Regions from separate parts of the Homo sapiens genome. Here regions 1 and 2 are each linked to region 3. A link is a loop called in an ENCODE intact Hi-C map of the cell type or tissue named here. Cell type or tissue: OCI-LY7. All regions are shown on one strand. Region 1 overlaps SYNE3 (spectrin repeat containing nuclear envelope family member 3). Region 2 has its middle 36 kb from the start of LINC02318. Region 3 has its middle 45 kb from the start of C14orf132.

Region 1 (2,500 bases), 570 kb before region 3:
CAAACAATAAAACAAAGACAGAAGTATCAGGATAGAGGCAGCTGGAAGAGGAGGCCGTGGTCATCGACCCCAGTGCCCCAGGGCCAAATGTGATAAGAACAGCAGTTCACTGGTCTTAGTGAAGAAGTAGCTACTGGGTACCTCACTGGGGTGAATTTCAGAGGAGTTGTGGGGTGGAAGGTGAGTGACAGAAAGACGAAGAAATAGAAAGAGCAAGTGTAGAGAATGCTTCTCTGGATCTCAGTAGTCAAGGACTAGTTTCAAATACTTCATGACCAAAGTTTTAGCACCAACTTGTTCACAAATCATCAAAGACTGATTGCTTCTGGGCTCTGTAGACGGACGGAGTGGCGAGGCCGTGGGATGACACAGAGCATGGTTTGAAGCCTGTCCCTGGCTCTCCCTTTTAGAGGTCAGAGACTGCATGGCCCTAGCAAAGCCCAGGCCTTTAGTTGTGACCAGGGAAGAAGCAGATTTGACCTGCCCCCGGAGTTCCACAGTAAGTCACAGGGGTAAAAACTCAACCTATGTTGCCCCTCCCAACTCCCATCTGACCCCATCCCACGTGAGAGAGAAGGGGCCAAGGGGCCCAGAAACCATTTCCTCCCACTATAAAAGGAGAAGGTAGTTGTGAGTGTTAAAGACCAAGCACACGTGTTCCCAGCACAGTGCCTGACACACAAGAGGGATTTTTGCAAAAAAAAATCATAATTTTTGTGGGCGGCAAGCCACCCAGGTGCCGAGGAAAGAGACCGAGGGCACGAGCTGTTCCAGTATAATAAAATATATATAATAAGAATAGTTATACTATTGGGAGACCGAGGTGGGTGGATCATGAGATCAGGAGATTGAGACCATCCTGGCTAACACAGTGAAACCACGTCTCTACTAAAAATACAAAAAAAAATTAGCCAGGCGTGGTGGCAGGCGCCTGTAGTCCCAGCTACTTGGGAGGCTGAGGCGGGAGAATGGCGTGAACCCAGGAGGCGGAGCTTGCAGTGATCCAAGATCGCACCACTGCACTCCAGCCTGGGTGACAAAGCAAGACTCCATCTCAAAAAAAAAAAAAAAAAAAGAATAGTTATACTAGATATAGATCTTAGATATGATTATATATGAATATCATTAATCATTAGTTTGTAGCAATTACTCTTTATTCTAATATTATAATAATCCTCGCTCTATAATCATAAGCTAGGAAAAACCAGGCCATACAGAGATAGGAGCTGAGGGGACATAGTGAGAAGTGACCAGAAGACAGAGTGCAAGCCTTCTGTTATGCCCGGACAGGGCCACCAGAGGGCTCCCTGGTCTAGGGGTAACGCCAGTGTCTGGGAAGACGCCCATTGTCAAGCAGACCGTGGTCTAGCGGTAGCTTCAGTGCCAAGGGGAAACACCCGCCACTTAGCAGACTGGGAAACGGAGTCTCCCTTTTCCCAGGGGAGTTTAGAGAAGACTCTACTCCTCCACCTCTTGTGGAGGGCCTGACATCAGTCAGGCCCGCCCGCAGTTATCCGGAGGCCTAACCGTCTCCCTGTGATGCTGTGCTTCAGTGGTCACGCTCCTAGTCCACTTTGATGTTCCATCCTGTACACCTGGCTCTGCCTTCTAGATAGCAGTAGCAAATTAGTGAAAGTACTAAAAGTCTCTGATATGCAGAATTAATGGCATAAGCTGTCCTCTCTCTCTCCCTCTCTCTCCCTCTCTCTCTCTGCCTTGGCTGCCAGGCAGGGAAGAGCCCCCTGTCCAGTGGACATGTGACTCATGTGACCTTGTCAATCATTGGAGATGACTCACACTCCTTACCCTGCCCCTTTTGCCTTGTATCCAATAAATAACAGCACAGCCTGGCATTCGGGGCCACTACCGGTCTCTGTGTCTTGGTGGTAGTGGTCCCCAGGGCCCCAGCTGTCTTTTCTTTTATCTCTTTGTCTTGTGTCTTTATTTCTACAATCTCTCGTCTCCGCATATGGGGAGAAAAACTCACCGACCCTGTGGGGCTGTTCCCTACAAATTTTGAGAGAAAGTTATGATCTAACATGGAATACTCACTGAGATTTGGTATTACAGTAGCTCATTCAATCTAAGACGCTGATTATAAAGTGCACCATTATTTTACAAACCGCTAAGAAAGAAAAGAACAGCAACCAAGATGGTGCATCTGATTGGAAAGCCCACATCAATATGGGGGACCAAGGGAGCTGCACCTTCAATGTAAGGAGAAATGAGAAATAAACCCACCTCACAGAAAGAGGAGGCAAGGAAATTCCAGGTCTTCTGTTGGCAGTGGGTGAAGGATAGGAAATCAAAACTCTTCCTCAAGAGTTTGAACCACACAGGCTGGAGCTCCCCAAGGTTGGCGGTCTCGGTTTACACAATCAGTGTGGTCCAAAGGAAACCCAAATAGAACACAACCCGCAAGCAGACATTTTAATTTAAAGGAATCTCAGGTTGGGGGTGACGGGCAGTAAACCTAAATCTTCACTGGAAGAACTACATT
Region 2 (2,500 bases), 380 kb before region 3:
ATTCACATTGTTGTAAGACTAATCTCTAGAACTTTTTTATTTTGCAAAACTTAAACTCTATACCCATGAAACAACTCCCTATCTTCCCCTCCCCGAAGCCCTGGCCATCACCATTCTTCCTGTGTCTATGAATTTGACTACTCCAAGTACCTCATGTAAGTAGAATCATACAGTATTTGTCTTTTTTTGTGACTAACTTATATCACTTAGCATAATATCCTCAAGGTTCATTCACATGGTGTAGCAAATGTCAGACTTTTGTCCCTTTTTAAGGCTGAATAGCACTGTATGTACATAGCACACTCTGTTGATCCACTCATCCATTGATGGACATCTGGGTCGCTTCCACCTCTTGGCTACTGTGAATAGTGCAGCTAAGAACATGGGTCGACAAAGATCTCTTTGAGATCTGGTTTGCAATTCTTTGGGGTATATATTCAGAAGTAGAATTGCTGAATCTATGGTAATTCTATTTGGAATTTTTTGAGGAACTGCCAAACTGTTTTCCATAGCAGCTGCACCATTTCACATCCCCACCAACAGCGCATAAGGGTTCCAGTTTCTCCATATCCTTGTCCATATGCGTTACTTTGTGTTTTGACAGTTGCCATTCCAATAGGGGTGAGATGACATCTCATCGTGGCTTTAGTTTTGATGTCTCTCATGATGAGAGGGGCTGATCATCTTTTTCATGTGCTTGTTTGCCATTTGTATATCTCTTTGGAGAAACGTCTCTTCAAGTCCTTAGCCCATTTTTAAATTGAGTTATTTGTTTTTTGTTGTTGTTTCTGAATTTTTTACATTTTAAATGTCTAAAAAAACAACAAAAGAAGAAGAATGTTTTGTGACTTGTGAAAATTATGTGCAATTCAAATTTTAATGTCCGTAAATAAAGTTTTATTGGGACACAGCCACACTCATTTGTTTCTATTTTGTCTGTGGCTGCCTCCGTGTTGCAACGTAGAGTAGTTGCAACAGGGACCGTATATTCTGCAAAGTCCAATATCGCACTACTTCATCTTTTACAGAAAAAGTTTGCTACCCCTATGCTAGATTCTAAGAGGTTTAGAAAAAGCCTGCAAGGACCAAAGGGCCTCTTGGAGACAGTTGGGGGCAGCAGAGAGCTGATCTGGTAAAGATTCCATATGGGTCCTGCCGCCCAGAATCCCAAGGTGTCTGGGCTCCAGATCTCACTGAGGGCACCAGGGCTGCTTGGCATGGAAGGGTTTGTGGAAACCAACCTTGTGAGGCTGAGCTGGGAGAGAGAAAAATCCTGCCAGTCCTCCCTGCCTACTTCTCTGGATTCCAGTCTCTTCTCCCTGTAGATGCCAGACTGGTCTTCCTAACACACGAATCTGACCCCGTCACTTCCCTACTTAATGCTCTCCACTAGCTGTCTCTGCTGTTCTTAGAGATCAAGTCCAAGCTCCTTCAGTCTGGTTCCCAAGGTCCTGTCTCTCTCTCTCTGCTTTTATCTCTTGGCTCCATCCATCTGGGATGGCTCAGAACCTCCTGCTCCACCAGTATAAACACCATGCTCCCAGATATTCCATGGTGTTCTCTGGTCTATAGGCCTCGGATGACTTGCTCTCACTCTTACCTTTCTGCCCTCCATGTCTTACCCAGATAACTTCCCCTATCCTTCAAGGCTTAGCCCAGGTTCCACTTCTTCCAGGAAGCCTTCCTTCACCTCCTACTTTACCCAGAACACAGCGAGGTACCCCTCTTCTGGCTCCTTTAATTCTCAGTGTTTATCCTCTCCTAGTACTGCAAACATCGCCATGGTTCCTGAGGGCAGGACCAGGATCTAGTTATCTAGTTATCTACTTACGAGTGAATGAATGAATGAATGGATGAATGAATGAATGAATGAAGAAACAAATTAAACATAAAATCCCATCAAGAAACAAGTGAGAGGCTGGGCATGGTGGCTAATGCCTGTAATCCCAACACTTTGAGAGGCCACGGTGGAAGGATGGCTAGAGGCCAGGAGTTTGAGACCAATCTGCATAACATAGGAAGACCTCATCTTTACAAAACATTTTTTAAAAAAGCACACATACACACACACAAACAATTAGCCAGGTATGGTGTTGTGTGCCCACAGTCTCAGCTACTCAGGAGGCTGAGATGGTAAGATGGCTTGAGCCTGGAAGGTTAAGGCTACAGTAAGCCATGATCGTGTCACTGAACTCTATCTACCCTGGGTGACAGAGCAAGACCTTGTCAAGAAAGAAAGAAAGAGAGAGAGAGAGAGAGAAAGAAGAAAGAAAGAAAGAAAGAGAGAGAGAGAGAGAGAGAGAAAGAAAGAAAGAAAGAAAGAAAGAAAGAAAGAAAGAAAGAAAGAAAGAAAGAAAGAGAAAGAAAGAAAGAAAGAAAGGAAAGGAGAAAGAGAAAGGAGTGATATCATTTCAGGTCAAAAGATGCTTTAGTAGTGTCTAGGGGACATTTTCCAGGTGAGGTTGAGACCAAGGAAAGAATGGTTGCTGTACGATTTTAT
Region 3 (2,500 bases):
AATCAAAAGCCAATCACCTTTGGTAGAGTTCACGCTGTTACAGGAAAGGAGTCCAGATCCTGACCCCAAGAGAGGGTTCTTGGATCTCGCGCAAGAAACAACTAAGGGCGAGCCTGTAGAGTAAAGTGAAAGCAACCTTATTAAGAAAGTAAAGAAATAATAGAATGGCAACTCCATAGACAGAGCAGCCCCGAGGGCAGCTGTTTGCCCATTTTTATGGTTATTTCTTGATGACATGCTAAACAAGGGGTGGATTATTCAGGCCTTCCCTTTTTAGACCATATAAGGTAACTTCCTGACGTTCCCATGGCATTTGTAAACTGTCATGTTGCTGGTGAAAGTGTAGCTGTGAGGACGACCAGAGGTCACTCTCGTTGCCACCTTGGTTTTGGTAGGTTTCGCTTGGCTTCTTTACTGCAACCTGTTTTATCAGCAACGTCTTCATGACCTGTATCTGGTGCTGACCTCGTATCCCATCCTGTGACTTAGAATGCCTTAACTGTCTGGGAATGCAGCCCAGTAGGTCTCAGCCTCATTTTACCCAACCCTTACTCAAGATGGAGTTGCTCTGGTTCAAACGCCTCTGACAAAACCATCATCTCCTAAAATCAGGATTCAGGATTTCTGTGAGAATAAGGGCTCTGCCCATTCTGTGCTCCCACTCACAGACTCACAGACGAGGCTCTGAGACAGGAGGAGCTCAACGGCAGCTGCAGCCTGTATCTGTCAGTGGCAGAGCTGGGATTAGAAGCCTCGCCATCACCCCGCTCCACAGTGCCACAGCCACAGCCATGACTGTCGCAGAAAAGTCATCCCTGGCTCTCCACCAGCCTGTCAGGGCCCAGGATGGGTCAGCTGCTAGAGTCCCTGCTGTTCTGCCTGTAGGGCATGTTAACTGAATAGAGTGCTCTGGGGAGCCAGTGGGATGAGTCTGTAGTGAAGACAACTCAGGTGCTGTGACAGGAGAGAGTTACTGGCAGATCAGGTCTTTCTCCCAAGCCTCTAATCAGAGCACAAAAGAGTCATTCAGTCATCACTGAGAAAATTCCAACAAAGAATATCATTAAGTACTTTGCATTTAATAAAGGGCCTTTAAGTGCAATAGCATATATAAAGCCACCCTGGAGTGGCATTAATGGTCAGACTTTGGGTCTATGGAAAGCTAATTGAAATGTTTTTGGAGTCCCTGTCTGAGCCCTTCCAGCAACAGGAAACTCACTAGTCCTGAAGACAGATTGTTCTGTTTGGGGATGCCCCTGAGTGCAGTTCAAATTCCTTTTTGCCAGGCTCTTCAGCCACAGGTCTGTGTAGTATCCACAGCGGAAAGAGGTCTCTCCCCCGTGGGTCCCATCAGGAGCTAGGGAGAGAGGAGCTCTGCAATTGCAGAGTTCATTGTGTTCTGAGAAGGCAAATCATTTATTGTGGGGACAATTTAGCCAATTAGCAGAATTTAGCTAAAAGCATTTCTTATGCACCAGAGCCCCCTGCTGGCTAAATAGAAGTATTGATAGTCCTGCAGAAGGACCCTCTAAGTTGGAGCACTCCCAATTTAGGATATCCGGACTTTCTGCTGGTGGAATCAAATCACACACCTTCAAAATCTGTTGAGAATCGTGTGGCTTATCCCATAATGAGTTCCAGGGGTCAACTATTTAGGAGGTGGAGGGAGTTAATTAGAGTCCATTAGAGTCCTATTTCACTCAGGACACTGAGATGAATTCCCAGATGAATTAAAGAGTTACATATTAAAATATAGAATACTAAAAGAACCAGGAGAAAATAAATATGGATCCATATTAATTTGATTCATAATGGAAAATACCTTATAAATGTAGAACCAAAGTAAGATTTTATAAATGAAAATATAAATAGATTTGGCAAGGGAAAAGACGTTTATTTCTTCATAGCAGTCATCTTAGACTGAAACAGACCTAGGATGGAGACTTGTGTGCAGGAGGTTTATTGGGAAAGGCTATTGGAATGGCACCTGCAAGAGAATGAGTAGGACAGGTGGAGGGACACATTGAACGGCAATGCAATAGCAACAGGGCTGAGGATGGCCCCTTCAGCTGTCCTGAATTAAAGTCAAGGGCTCAGAGCTTTGTGTGTCCTAATGGCCCAATCATTGGATGTGAGATCCACTAGGGAGGCAGCTTCCTTAGGCAAGGACAATTCCTAGGGAAGGACTCTGCTTGAGCCATGAGCAGGCAGCACTCCTGGCAGCTGGGGAAATAGGTGCCTCTATCCTTCACTGGGAATCTGGGTGGCACACTACAGCATCCACTACACCCATGCTTGACTATGCCCATGCGCATTTTATCCTACCCTTGGCAACACTTACAATTGATATGTTTAAATACTTGCCAGGGTAAAAATAAAATAATATAGTCTTAATTTGTTGAAGTACCTTTTTGTTAATATATTTACTGATTTTATCCCATATTTTGTAGCTTGCCTAGTCAAATTCCTTGTTTCCTTTTCTACTAATTTTAGTTTCTCT

Evidence for each region. Peaks named below come from ENCODE experiments on the same cell type or tissue, not always from the same donor. Only the 100,000 strongest peaks of a DNase experiment are listed, where the experiment ranks them.
Region 1: a loop joins it to region 3, with 5 times the contacts of the local background. A loop is called at or near these places in 18 of 110 quality-filtered maps.
Region 2: it touches region 3 in a loop (12-fold over the local background); 14 of 110 quality-filtered maps call a loop at or near these places.

What each region holds. Positions count from the first base shown.
Region 1 is chr14:95,425,888-95,428,387 of GRCh38, forward strand. All of the region lies in intron 17 of SYNE3 (spectrin repeat containing nuclear envelope family member 3), which reads right to left. Among named protein-coding and RNA genes, the nearest start is that of SYNE3-AS1, 89 kb to the right of the region's middle. RefSeq lists an enhancer at 1,519-1,588. In OCI-LY7, a CTCF peak has its summit at 1,305 (motif pointing right); a DNase peak (open chromatin) is centred at 1,324.
Region 2 is chr14:95,608,481-95,610,980 of GRCh38, forward strand. No RefSeq gene overlaps it. Among named protein-coding and RNA genes, the nearest start is that of LINC02318, 36 kb to the left of the region's middle. In OCI-LY7, CTCF peaks have their summits at 1,101 (motif pointing right) and 1,307; a DNase peak (open chromatin) is centred at 1,101.
Region 3 is chr14:95,993,036-95,995,535 of GRCh38, forward strand. No RefSeq gene overlaps it. Among named protein-coding and RNA genes, the nearest start is that of C14orf132, 45 kb to the right of the region's middle. RefSeq lists enhancers at 489-1,046, 1,047-1,604 and a silencer at 757-1,051. In OCI-LY7, CTCF peaks have their summits at 1,485 (motif pointing left) and 1,690; a DNase peak (open chromatin) is centred at 1,476.